2 separate regions of the Homo sapiens genome follow, and region 2 is linked to region 1. A link is a contact called in ENCODE Hi-C data. All regions are on one chromosome and are shown on one strand. The core of a region is the stretch at or near the end of the contact, and the rest is flanking DNA. Distances in the headings are between cores, read along the strand shown. Region 1 holds the start of LINC02227 (long intergenic non-protein coding RNA 2227). Region 2 overlaps EBF1 (EBF transcription factor 1).

Region 1 (6,725 bases), core at 907-3,406:
AAATACAGTTTGTACCTTTATGGAAAGAATATAGAGCATGTGAATGTTAAGTAAAAAATTACAACTGTGTGAATTCACAGTGACGTGAAAGTTCTCACCCTGCTTTATAACTTAAAGCCAGCTGAGTTTGTGTCCCTCCCTCCCCATTAGACAGTAGACATCCAGTGAGCAATGAGCCTCTTGCTTTTTATCCTCCCAGTTCATTTCATTCTTTCTCCTCCCTTATTGATGGAGTGACCCCTATGTGCCCGGCACCCTGTAAGAATAGGAAATGCACACTATGCCCCCCGGTACTCTTGCTTATGCTACCTGAGGATTCGAAGGCAGGCTTTACCTTCATAGCTCCTACAAGGTGATCATGCCTTTTCCTTCTCTTAGCAGAGTTCTAAGAATGCCCAGGACCATAAATCAATAAGTTGTCCGTGGCAAACAATCTACCAGAGCTTGGGGATAGCTGGGCAGTATTTCTCTAGGGAACGAAGGCTGGCTAAATAGCCAAAGTTTATTGAAGTGCTCCATACATTGCTTAAGACTAGAATTCACAGTCAACTGCCTGGGGTGGCTTTCACTCCATCCTTCCTTCCAAGAACCACAGAGATGTAGTAAATGAGCCACAGGAATAGGGATTTCTTCCAGGCTGGAGATATTACAACCCTTCTCTCAATATAAGAGTTGGCTTGAAAAGGCAGCATTCACTATTGAGGGGATAACTCTGAAGAGGGCTTGTGGTTATAATGGTTTTATGATTATTTTGGATCTTTGTAAAGACTCCTGTGTTTGGGTACTGATTCCACACTGGAGAGATCACACAAACATTCCTTAACATTAGTCTGTGGCTTTGTTAGACAGAATTGAAAGAGCTCTGTGTCCATTCCAGTCCCCAGTCATACCCAAAATCATCTGTCATTCACATGACTGTGGATTTTTTTTCAAAATTAGACTGTTAGTCTTCTGGGTTTTTTTTGTTTTGTTTTTGTTTTTTTTAATTACATATACAAAAACAGTCTCCAGGAAGTCTGTGCTATGTGTTGAAAACAAAGGATACTTAAGTGAGGTTGTTGTCTTCCAAAAGCCTATAGATAAGAAGGTAATATTTGCTAGTTTAAGTGCAAACATATGTACACATACATATATATATATAAAAACAAACAAATAAACAAGTTGGAAAAATATCTGCCCCTTTTATCTATCATTAATCAATGGATCAGGAAATACTGTCTGAGAAGCTATCCTTTGGGGGAAGTCTACACTATATGTTGAAAATAAAGATGTTTAAGTCAGGTCACTGTCTTCCAAAAACGTATAGATGAAGAGAATTTTCATTGAAATACACACATACATACATACATACGTAAAAATAAATATTGCATGTTCTCACTCATATGTGAGAGCTGAAAAAATTGATCTCATGGAGTTGGAGAGTAAAATGATGGTTACCAGAGACTGGGAAGAGCAGTGGGTGTGGCAGGGATTGAGGAGGAGTAAAGACCCAGTTAATGGGTATAAAAATACAGTCAGGGAGAAAGAATAAGATCTAGTGTTCAGTGGCACAAAAGGGCAACTATAGTTAATAATTTATGGTACATTTCAAAATAACTAGAAGAGTGGAATTGGAATGTTTTTAACAATATTTATGCTATATTTCAAAATAACTAGAAGAGTGGAATTGAAATATTCCTATCACAAAAATATGATAAATGTTTGAGGTGATGGATACCCCAATTACCCTGATTTGATCATTATACATTGTATACTTGTATCGAAATATCACATGCACCCCATAAATATGTACAACTATTATGTATTCATAACAATTAAAATTTTAAAAAAATTTAACAGAATTTAGCAAAAAACCCCACACAGACATACATAAAAAAACAAATTACCAGGTTGGAAAAAAAATACCAAAGATGAAAAAAGATATGCATTGAGCAAATATTTTCGAAGTATTTGTTTACTAGGCATGTTCTAGTGCCAACAGAGAGCTTTTATTTTAGGGAGATAGACAAATAATAAACAAGTAAATATTTAATTTCAGGTAATAGAAAGTTCTATAGAGAAAAAATAAAGTAGGATAAAAATGAATTATGAGAGAAGTGTGATATTTACATAGAGTGTGGTCAGGAAAGTCCCCTCTGAAAAGGTGATATGTGATATTAGGCCATGTGAAAATGTGTGTGGGAAGTAGTCATATGTCCAGATCATGCAGGACCCTGAAGATAACAGAAAGGGCTCTTCATTCTGTTATTTTCAGTAAGATGGAAGAGAATTTGGGGGTTAAAGGTGAGGACTGGCATGGCCTAAAGTGTGTTTTAATAGGATCACTGTGACTTCTGTGCTAAAAGCAGACTGCAAGGGACAGAAGCTGAAGCAGGAGGTGAGTTAGAAGTTTCCTGCAATATCCAGGTGAGAGCTGATGATGGCTTTGCCTGGGCTGGCAGTGGAAGTGATGAGAGATGGGTGAATGAATATTTTGAGGATAGAATTAACAGAAATTGCTTATTGGTTAGAAGTGAGGTGTGAGAGGAAGAGAGGAGTCAAGGAAAATACCAAGGTTTCTGCCTGAGCAATTGGGAAAATTGGTAGTTAAAATAAGGAAGACTGAATGAGGATCTAGACTGCATGGAGGTAGAGATGAAGGGAGGGGTGGTGAATGTCAGGAGCTCAGTTTTGGCACACTGAGTTTGACATGCCTATTAGACTTCCAAGTGGAAATGTTAAGTATGCAATTGAATAAACAGGTCTTGAGTTCCAGGGAGAGGTATCAAACTGGGGATACAAATTTGAGTGTATTTAAAACCTTTATACAACCTAGGGAGTGTATATAAAGAGAAAAAAAAGGTGTATATAAAGAAAAAAAGGACTGAACTAAAGAATGGCCCCAAAATTTAGAAGTCAGAGAATCAGAAAGACTCTGCAAAAGAGATTGAGAAGGAGTGGTCTGAAAGAGAAAAAGAAAACCTGGCACATACGATGCCCTGGGATTCAAGAGAAGAAATTCTCTCAAGGAAGAGAAATTTATCAACCACATCAAAAGCTATTGCTTGTGCAAATAAGGACTGAGAAATAAATTAAAAGCTAATTAAAGTAAAAAAAAAGAGGTAGAAGTATGTAGCTAAAAAGTGAATAGAGAAGATTAAATAGAATGTCTAAAAACAAACAAAAAAAAACCCCAAAAAACTGGTTTACTACAAAATAAAGTGGGAAAAAAGAGAAAAAGGCCAAAGAAGATATAGGACTTTCTTAAATAAAATATAGGACATATTTAAAACCCAAGCATATTAATAATTATATTAAATATAAACTGCTAAGTACTGCAATTAAAAGGCAGAGACAGTCGGGCGCGGTGGCTCACACCTGTAATACCAGCACTTTGGGAGGCCGAGGCAGGCAGATCACGAGGTCAGGAGATCGAGACCATCCTGGCTTACATGGTGAAACCCCGTATCCACTAAAAATACAAAAAATTAGCCAGGCGCGGTGGCAGGCGCCTGTAGTCCCAGCTACTCAGGAGGCTGAGGCAGGAGAATGGCGTGAACCTGGGAGGCAGAGTTTGCAGTGAGCCGAGATTGTGCCACTGCACTCCAGCCTGGGCGATACAGCAAGACTCAGTCTCAAAAAAAAAAAAAAAAAAAAAAAAAAAAAAAAAAAAAGGCAGAGCTTGCTAGACTAATTAAAAGTAGCAAAATTCATACATATGGTGTCTACAAGAAAAAAACATTTTAAATATAATGACATAGGTTACAAGTAAAAGGATGAAAAAGGTATACCATAAAAATACTATTATATAAGAAAACTGGAGTGAGTATATTCACATCAGATAAAGTAGACTTCAGAACAAAGAGCATTGCCAGAGGAAAAAAAAAAGGATATTTCATAATGATAAGGTTAACTTGTTAAGATAATGTTATAACCACAATGCAAAACCATATGTTCCCACTGGAATGGTTAAAATTTAAAAGACTGACAGCATCAAATACTTTTAAGAATGTAAAACAACTAGTATTCTCATACATTGCCAATAGGAGTGTAAAATGGTATAGCCAGTTTAGAAATCAGTCTACTAGTTTTTCATAGTTAAATTTACATCTACTTATGACCCAGCAATTTATTCATATGTATAGAGCCAAGAGAAATGAAAACATATGCTTTTAAAAGATGTGGATAAGAATGTTTATAGCAGCTTTGCTCAAAATAGCACCAACTTGAGACAACCCAAATTTCCAGACAGGAGAATGGAAAAAAATATGATATAATTATAAAATAGAGTACTACTCAGCAATTCAAAGGAATGAATCACTGTTACGCATAGCAACATGAATGACTCTCCAAGCTATTTTTTTTTAGCAAAAGAATTCAGATACCACAAAAAAATGCGGTTTTTGCAATTACTTTTAATTTAAACTTTTAAACCATAATTATGAAGTCCTGGGACAAGCAAAGCTAATCTACAATGATAACTCAGAAGAGTATGTACTTCTGGAGTGGTAGGTTGGTGGCAGGGATGAAGCATAAGGCTGCTTTCTGGGATGATGGAAGTGTTCTTTAGCTCTATAAGGGCATGGTTACTTCGCTACAGTTCATCTCACTGTATGATTATTATAACTCAACAAAATTGTTTATATAAAAGGAAAAAGTTTAGAAATAAAATATTTTAAAAGTAAAAAGATAGAGATCTATGATACTTGCCACTTATGCACAAAAAAGCCAAAAAATATCTATATTTCTATTGATACTATGCATATGTGTAGAATTAAGAGCAGCATTTTTACATTAAAAGAATCTGACTCAGTAGCTGTTCCTGTCTGACTCAGCACTAATCATAACCAACAATAGCATTTTCTCACTTACATTTCACAACACTCTTTATGTAGTGGTTTGTTTTACTTACTCCATTTCACACATGAAACAACTGAATACTAGAGAGTAAAATGACTTGACCACGGTGATATTATTGTTGAGCAGTAGAGTTAGAACTTGACTGCATGTTTCATTACTCCAGAGTTGGTGCCTTTAAGCACCACATTGTACTTCTTTTCTAGAGGGGACACAGGCACTTTCTAAGGGGTCTCCTGAGTCTCTGCAAGATCTCAGACAATCTCACCATGTATTCTCTCTGTCTCCAATCATGCTGCCTTCTGGGGCTTCCAGATTCTATCTTACCCCCTTGTACCTGGTTCTAAGCTTCCTACCTAACTCCTTTAGACCAATGCTTCATTTAGAGTCACTGCTTGGCTTTTGTCTTTGGTTTTATGCCTATGTACTATCTTTTGTCTTTGGTTTTATGCCTACGTACTGTACTACTCACTAAAACAAAACTTGAATGTGTTGGATCTTAGGAAAACCAGTCCTTATTAATCAGAGTTTTAAAAGTCTGACTTGCAGATTCTGATAATTCAACTACTTTGTGTTCTCCAAAATTCAAAATTTCTAAAGGCTAAGGCTAGATCTGGCAAGAAAGCAAGAGAAATAAGTAATAGGTTAGAATGTAAAACAAACAACCTTTCAGCAAGCTATGCCTTTTAACCCTGGGAAATACTCTGGTGCCTTAGAGAACACAGGTCAATGTATCGCTCTTCCACTTTATTAAATTATTAGTATTAAAAAATAACTCTGAGCAAGCAACAAAACACAGCACAGTGCTTTCTACAAGTAAAATTTAATTTGCTATCTCAAGAGCTGCTGGCTTTTATCGCCATAGATTGGAGCATGGTATTTTCAGGGATAAAGTTTTTTTTCTTCTTTTTATCTAGTTTGGAGGAAACATGGCCAACATTAGTTCCAAATATTTTATTTCAAACATAAAGCACAGAACCAATACTAATAAACAACAGGCTCTTATGCCAACACTGGTGCATGTTTTTGTTATTGCATTATATTCCATGAAAGTTATTGTGCATAATTACATAGAAAAAAACCATTGAACTTGGAATTATAAAACCATCACCACAAACCAATGATTCCACTTGATGTGTATTAAGTCATTAAATTTATTATTAAAAAAAGAAGGAGAGAAAAAAATATTTTCCTTGTAAATCATTAAAAATGCATGAGAGTTGAAAGCAAAGCAAACAGCCCATACGTTTGCTTAGGGAACTACTGCTGAAGAAGGCACTGCAATTCAGAACAGAAAATAAGGTTTTGTTGAAATCAAAATGCCCTGTTATCCAAATGACTACCACGTGGGCTGTTGGGTAGAAAAGACTTATAAATTCCAAGAACATAAATGTTGGTCCTGGCATCCTGTAATAAACAACATGCTTGGAGGGTGGCTGTGGTCTAAAGGAGCCTCATGATTGAACAATTCAAAGGATGGGCTGCCATGGGATCTGTGAATGGCAAGAAGATCCAGAAAAACACACGCTGAGTTAGGACCTGTCTTCTGGACAAGGGTCAAGATGCACCACCTTCACACCAATAGCAGAAACAATGGCTTTACAGCCAGTTATTTAGGTATCAGTCTATTCATTCTGGAGGATCACCAAATTCATGTCACAATTCAGTCTACGTCAGCACTGCATATCTGCTCTGAAAAGCTTTTGTTTAATATGCTATAACCATGAGACATTAATGAAATGGGCAGAAGTAGAGAGAAAGGGACCAGGTGGTACATATGTCAATCAGCATTCTTTCCATTGCTAGGAAGATGTTAATTCAAACTGGCTCAGGTAGAAGCGTATCTTTACTGAAAGGAAAGTCTAAGACAGTCCAAGACTGGTGTATTA
Region 2 (7,040 bases), core at 1,929-4,428, 540 kb before region 1:
GGTAAATATCTATAATTTTATTGGCTGTTCAAGTAATGTTTAAATTTATGAAGCCTCAGTTTTCTCATCTGTAAAATGGGGATAATAATGTCTATCTCACAGGGCGCTTGTGAAGAGTGAATGGTATAATGTATAGAAAGCACTCAGCAGAGAGCTTGGCACAGAGTTCTTAGTAATTGGGAGCTGCTAGCATTTTTCATTAGAAGTGTGGCTCACGCCTGTAATCCCAGCACTTTGGGAGGCCTAGACAGGTGGATCACAGGGTCAGGAGATCGAGACCATCTTGGCTAACACGGTGAAACCCGGTCTCTACTAAAAATACAAAAAATTAGCTGGGCGTGGTGGCAGGCGCCTGTAGTCCCAGCTACTCCGGAGGCTGAGGCAGGAGAATGGTGTGAACCCGGGAGGTGGAGTTTGCAGTGAGCCCAGATCGCGCCACTGCACTCCAGCCTGGGCGACAGAGCGAGACTCCATCTCAAAAAAAAAAAAAAAAAAAAAAGAAGTGTTGGTGGCAGAGGTAGTGGGAGTGGTAGTACATGCTTAACATCTAGAACCTTCTCTTCTGGTTAATTCCATTGGAACCTTTCTATAATATTTTCAATATTTTCAACTTCTTTTTTCTTTTAGTAAGTATGTCTTTCTCAAAGAATTAATTGTTTGGATGGTTGAAGATAACTTGGAAGACCTTAAGGTCGTGATTTCATGATTTGAAACAAATTGTCAAGAGCTATTTTAGAAGGAATATCTGAAAGTGTGCGTGCGTGTGTGTGTGTGCGTGTGTGTGTGTGTGTCTATGTGTGCGTGCATTCTAAGGTACATCCTGCAATTAAGCTTCCAGTTAAAAGTCCAGTTTTGAAAACCCTCTTGAACTTCTTTTTGAGTTCTCTTTCTTTTAATGGTTACAAATGTCCTTTCAGGGAAAGTTACTCTCAGCTCTCATTCTCCTCCTGGTGAAAAACATTCAGAGACCATTAGGCTGCATCTCAGTGAAAGGAAACTGCAGCATAGAACTTGATCTGAAAAGCCTGTGACACACCGTGTCGCTCCAAAGTAGAAGCCTCCTTGGTACTACAAGACTGTGGACTGGAGTGTGTTGCTGGAGTTTGACATGGGTTCAAATCTTGCCTTTGCCATTTATTAGCTTTGTGACCTTGGGCAAATTTCTAAATCTGAAAGACACACACACACACACACACACACACACACACACACACACACACACACATTTATATTTATTTAATTAATGCAGTATCTGGCATATTCAAGCAGGAGCTTGTAACAAATAAGTAACAACTGTAAGAAATAAGTATTTGTTGCATAAACAAAGCAATGGCCTGCAGGTACTCCTCCTTTGGTAAGCCATTGCTAAGCAACTCTTTGCTACTCTTCCTTTCAGCTGCTGGCTGAACCTGCAGCATCTTCTTGTGACTCCCCTCAATGGTAGCACACTTCTACTCTTTGAGGGTTGATCTGAGTTTCGGAAACAGCCAGCAGTAATTTGATAACGAGGCTGGTGTAAAACATCAGTCGATTAAAGATCATTTTAGATCAGAAATGATGCGTCCCTGTAAGGGAACTACTATATTGAGATGAACTCAAAACATTCTGCCTGGATTTCCAAGAAGAGCTGCAAATGCTCTCAAGCAGTCTTCCAAAGTGACAATTAAGAATGGGATGGAATTCATTTTGATGTCCAGCTCTGGTCTAAAAGTCAGTCACATTCCAGGTCTCACTCTGGCCCCTGTGCTCTGGAAAGAGAGGAGCAGTGAGATATGGCCATTGTTGATATGAAAAGCAGAAGGTGGAGGTCCCAGGCTGCTGAGTTAGCCCTCAGTTTGAATCCTGCGTCTGCTGTTTTTTAGCTCTAAGTCCTGAGGCCTCTAATATACATCTACTCTGCAATTACTTCTCTCTCTCTCTCTTTTTTTTTTAGATGGAGTTTCGCTCTTGTTGCCCATTCTGGAGTGCAGTGGTGCAATCTCGGCTCACTACAACCCCTGCCTCCCGGATTCAAGCGATTCTCTTGCCTCAGACTCCCAAGTAGCTGGGATTACAGGTGCCCGCCACCACTCCCGGCTGATTTTTGTATTTTTAGTAGAGATGGGGTTTCACCATGTTGGCCAGGCTGGTCTTGAACTCCTGACCTCGTGATCCGCCCTCCTCGGCCTCCCAAAGTGCTGGGATTACAGGCGTGAGCCACTGCGCCCGGCCCAATTACTTCTCTGTAATTTTTTTCCCCTGAGGATTGGTGGGGAAAAAAAATGCTTGGCACATAACACTCCATGTTAAGTTTCAGGATTATTTCTTCTTTTTACATTATTTTAGTTTTTTGTTCATATGTACTCAGGGCTCACACTTTGCTTGGCTCCGTAAGTCCTAGAGAAAAATGGTATGAGAAATGAATTCACATGAAGCATTAGTGCCTTAGTCTCTTACTGTTTTTACCTTTCCCGTGAATATTTGTGCTTACAAAATGGTGTCCAGAAAGGCAGTGCCTCAGCGAGATAAATATGTTTCTAATCTTAGCATCTTGGGCAGAGTGAGGCTGGCATCTGAGGTCAGGGAGGCCACAGGGCCACGCTACTGACCGCATTGGTAACAGACTCCATTAGGTTGACAGAAAGGTTAAGGTTCCTGGAATCTGTCTCTAAATTCTCCGTACCCCCTCATTAGGTTAGAAGCCAATGCCAATACAAGTAACCAATACCAAACCCTCTCTTGCTTACAGAGGCATTATTAAGTTGGGGGCACCCTAAGAACAATTCATTGCAAATAATTGTTGGCACATTTATTCTCATGGCACAACTTTCAAAAGCAAATTAATTATAAACTGGTTGCAATTTAATTCAGTTTGTCTGGATTATGTGTTTGCAAGGCCTAGAGTACATTTGGCACCGTTGCTGGCACATTTGGATTTTAATGTCTTTGACAAGCCACAGCTTCCTTGGCCTGGGTAAACGGCCTACTGCCATACTGTCATTTAACTAGATTGCGTCAGAGTGACTCTTTAGCTTCGCGGTGGGTCTTCAGTTTACAACCTCCACGCCACCCCATCAGCCGCACGGGCATAGATCTCAACATGTATCAGGAAACTGGAAGAAAGCTGTGAACAGAATACTCTGAGAAAATGATGGTTAATCGTGTAGAAAAGTTTAACTATTTGCATCAGCACAATATTACACAGGCACATACGACTTTCAGTTCCCTAAACCTGAGAAAAGGTTTAACAACATTGTGTGAAATCTGACATCTTGCTATTCATATAAATGTGAAAGGCAGATTGGGAAAAATACAGTAAAATCCCCGCTTTTGTGCAGAGAATGGTGCATATTTTTCCCCTAATTATGGAAGGTAGCCTTTTATTTCTTCTGAATTCATTCATTTCTGAGCCTGTGTTTTCAGCTTGCTTATGAAACTCAATTATAAAACCAGGGTTAAAAATTAAGTCAAGTCACAGGCTATACTCCTCTTTGATTCTGGGGCTCCTGAGAACTTCCAGCCCTCTGCCACTGGCTTGAAAAATCTCTACCCTTACAAATCTCTCAAGCTTTCATGCACCTCTCCTACACAGCAGATTAATTAAGGAAAAAGATGGAAAACTCCTGGCACCATTTTATCTTTCCAAACTGTGATTTGCCTCTTCCCCCTAAATCTTCCCTTCCCTCTCTTCTGCTCCTTTCTCAAAAAGAAAGTGTATGATTGTCAACTTTCTGAGTTCAAGACAGTGGAGGATTAAACTGGCCTTACTGAGATTTGAACTTGTGACTCAAGTCATTGGATTTTGTGAAAGAGGCCCAAACTCTCCGGACTGGACAGGTTACAGCTCCGGTTTCTGTCCCTCTGCTGCCTTTTCCTGGGTAGCATGATGATCTCTGGCATTTATCTATCTATGAGGCTTGCAAAATCGCGGCCTGTCATAATGGTAAATAAAATGTGTTAAAGTTAATATGAAGAAGAAAGGAGCAATTACAACTGCTTAAAACAGTCTTCAAATATACTTAAGCAGAGGTTTGCCACGTAAACACACAATTAAAGCAGGAATTTGTGATGGATGCAAGGGTTTGACGGTCCCAGACATACTGTTTACTGGTGTAGTTAGCAGATGGATAAGTCAACTGATCCCAGATGTGCAGCTTATAAATATAAACTCATGTCTTACTAGTGATGTATGTCTGCAAGTAGCAACAAATTACTTTCTATTTAACTCTTGACTGTTTACTAGGGGGAGCTTTGTAATGCTCACTTGCTTAAAAAAAAAAAAGGATTTTTAAACAAGTTTCCTCTTTTAAAAGTGGTAACCAAATATCTAAAAAAAAGGTACTTTGGTGCAGAAGTTGTTTTAAAGGACAGGTTTAAATAGGCTTACTTTTTTCTTTTAAGTTCAGATACCTAAGCCTTATGTCCCTAGCCGCAGTTTTCAGATATTTGCAGCTAATTAATTCTTAGGAAATCTAATCTGAATTGAATTAATTTTCCCTTTTAGGGCACACGAAGCAACTTTTAGGTAAGAAAAAAAATGAAAACAGCTTTTGTTGCACATAATTCTTGCAACTAATGAAAAGTAATATTGCTGTTCCCTTCAAATAATGCAATAACAAAACACCAAATGAGAGCATTGCATTGTATTGTTATATTTGCTGTTTAAATAATTTAGCTGCAAAAATCTGAGGGCTGCTTTAGCTGTAATTAATTATTCATTAATGACATGCTAATTGCACAATACCTTTGAATATTTAACAAAATGCAAAAACCAGGCTCTGAAGTTATGTTTTTAGTGCAAGGGGGAGAAGATTCTTTAGTCCATCACTGTACCAGGAGGACAAAAAAAAAGTCCTTTTTCAGATGCGAGGTAAAGTAGTAGTAGTGGCCTACTTTCCATTCACCATCTCAGTCACCCTTTGTGCCGTGGAATATAATGTCCTTATCTAGACTTAACAATTGACAGGGTGGTAAATCCCTTGACTTTTGTCCAAATGATTTCTCTACAAAAATGGGTTAATTATCGCCTTTCCCTAGCTTTTTGACTAACAAAAGGCCCTGGATCTCTTTTTTCCTTTCTTTCCTATTTACTGTAAGGAGCTCTTTGAAATGTGATAGTTTAATCGGCAACACCTTCTACAGGGGGAATACTGAGAGGCCGGCCTGGCCCTGCCTGGAGCTCAGGTTGCTCTGTGAACATTACCGTGGTTAGGAGATATGACCTTTATTATGCCAAAGCCATCCTGGACTTTCAGGATGAAAAACTCCTGAGTGCTCGGTAGTCGACTTCATTTGTTTCTGCTAATAAAAGCTGGCGGGTTTTTAACAGTGTCTTTTAGTGGGTGGGATGACTAAAGGGCACAGTGTTGAACTGGCTTAGCTGTGTTTCACTAATTCCCTGCAAGACAGCGAGTTTGCATCTTTCTGTGTCCTGTCTCTGTTTCCAAGCCTGAAAGCTCCTCATTGTCTCTGACCTGTAAGTCAGGGATACTCTTCGTAGTGGATAAGCAGAGAAGAGGACTGGCTTTTTTTCTTTTTATTTGTCATTATCACCCTCTTGGTCCCAATCAGAGAATCACCAGCCCCTAATTTAGTACAAGGCAGTGAGCTGTGTGGCAGCTTGTCCTTGTGGTTGAGAATATATTTCATGCACTAGGGCCTACTTAGTCATATTTTGCATTTGACTGCCATTACTATTAATGGCATTTATGAATGCACATTGGCGGGAAGAAGACCCCATTGAATCTGTGCATTATCAGAGATTGGGGAATTAGCATACTCCGTGTCTGGTTCATGATGGATTTTACTGTGCTGTGGAAATACTTAGCAATTAAATGAGAAATCACCATTGTGAACGTGCACCTGCCAGGAAAAAAAGAATGGAGTAGAGAAGGAGGGGCATTCACTCAAGTTGACGCCAAGTTCCCTCTTTTGCCATTGCCTTCTCTCATTTGGGAAATGCTACATCTGCCTGTAGCCATTGTTCAACATGGCAATATATAATAGAGCCACTGTTTAGTAAACGCATGGCATCACAGGCCCACCCAGCCAAAAGTGTGTCAGGGTCAAAAGTGTTTATAGTCAATTTGGAAGTCACAGCTTGCAAAGTGAAAAGTGAAATAATGCAAAAGTAATGTATGATTTAGTGCCACATGAATTAGAGAGTTCAGGGATTGCAAAGTGGCAAACCATGCGTTCAGACCAACCCAGAGTCAGATGCATTTTACTTGGCTTGAACTTTTTTCATTCTAAGTTGGAGTTAATATTGAAAAATTGGGAGATTTATATAGAAATCTGACTTTCCATCTTCTCTTGAAAAGTCAGAAGGTCTACCAACATGGGCTGCCAGCCATCCCACATGGCAACAATTGGCCAGAGCTAAGTAGCCCGGGCTTGCATTTTTCATTTGAATACCTCACCTGCCTGGAAGTTTCCTACTTTGGAATAGAGATTTGAGGTAGGAGTGACTATGGGTTAGAGTGAACAGGGAAGGATGACTTTTGGACAAACTCCACCAAATACACTCTCCACATGCTGGTGGTATAGTCATGATGAGATTTCAGATGGTTCCCGCCACTCATTTATAGCCTTTTCCTTTTCCAGAGTAAAATGTCAGAGATAAAGAAGGTTGTCTCCCAGGCCACTGAGGAAGTACTTCTTTGGCTTTCTGCATGGTCCTCAGAACGGGGCCAATTTTACTCGTAAGACTTCTTGTATTTCTTTTTTAGATCTCAGAATTTGTTTTATTAAGCCCCTCTTCTGTGCTAGACACTGGGCGGAGCATTTCTCACACAAATCCACTTCTTTCTGGTCCTGTGTGGGCTGGACTCTAGCAGTAGTCAATGGAAAGCTTTGGACTGCTATAGTGGAAGCTCTGCCTGGACTGAAGTTTTGTTGTGAAATAAATGGCAGTGTGAAGAACAGGTTACTATTCTTCATCGGCTACTGACTCTAGGACTTTAGCCTACCTTGAGCACCTTTTCTTGGGTACATTCACTTAGGATTAATGAATGATGTTGTTACATAAAACCTTGTTTCTGCCCAAGTCCTGAAGTGAATAA

The links. Hi-C counts contacts between places; a loop is a spot of excess contacts on that map. Pooled maps may share reads with other maps.
Region 2: a loop to region 1 is called in a map of GM12878, with 4 times the contacts of the local background. The contact joins the enhancer-like site here to the promoter of LINC02227 in region 1. A Hi-C loop is called at or near these places in 1 of 168 maps with a recorded cell type or tissue (GM12878), 4 of 37 single-sample maps with no recorded cell type and 5 of 50 pooled maps.

Annotation. Positions count from the first base shown.
Region 1 is chr5:158,405,204-158,411,928 of GRCh38, reverse strand. It overlaps LINC02227 (long intergenic non-protein coding RNA 2227), which reads left to right and starts at 2,156. Exons shown (of 7, transcript NR_109888.1): 1 at 2,156-2,283.
Region 2 is chr5:158,950,214-158,957,253 of GRCh38, reverse strand. The region is part of intron 6 of EBF1 (EBF transcription factor 1); the gene reads left to right. Among named protein-coding and RNA genes, the nearest start is that of EBF1, 150 kb to the left of the region's middle. RefSeq lists enhancers at 2,898-3,027, 4,700-5,357. Within about 2 kb of position 3,178, at least 5 of the 41 ENCODE cell types and tissues checked have a DNase peak (open chromatin) inside an H3K27ac peak, as active enhancers do; they include GM12878, where a contact is called at or near this core.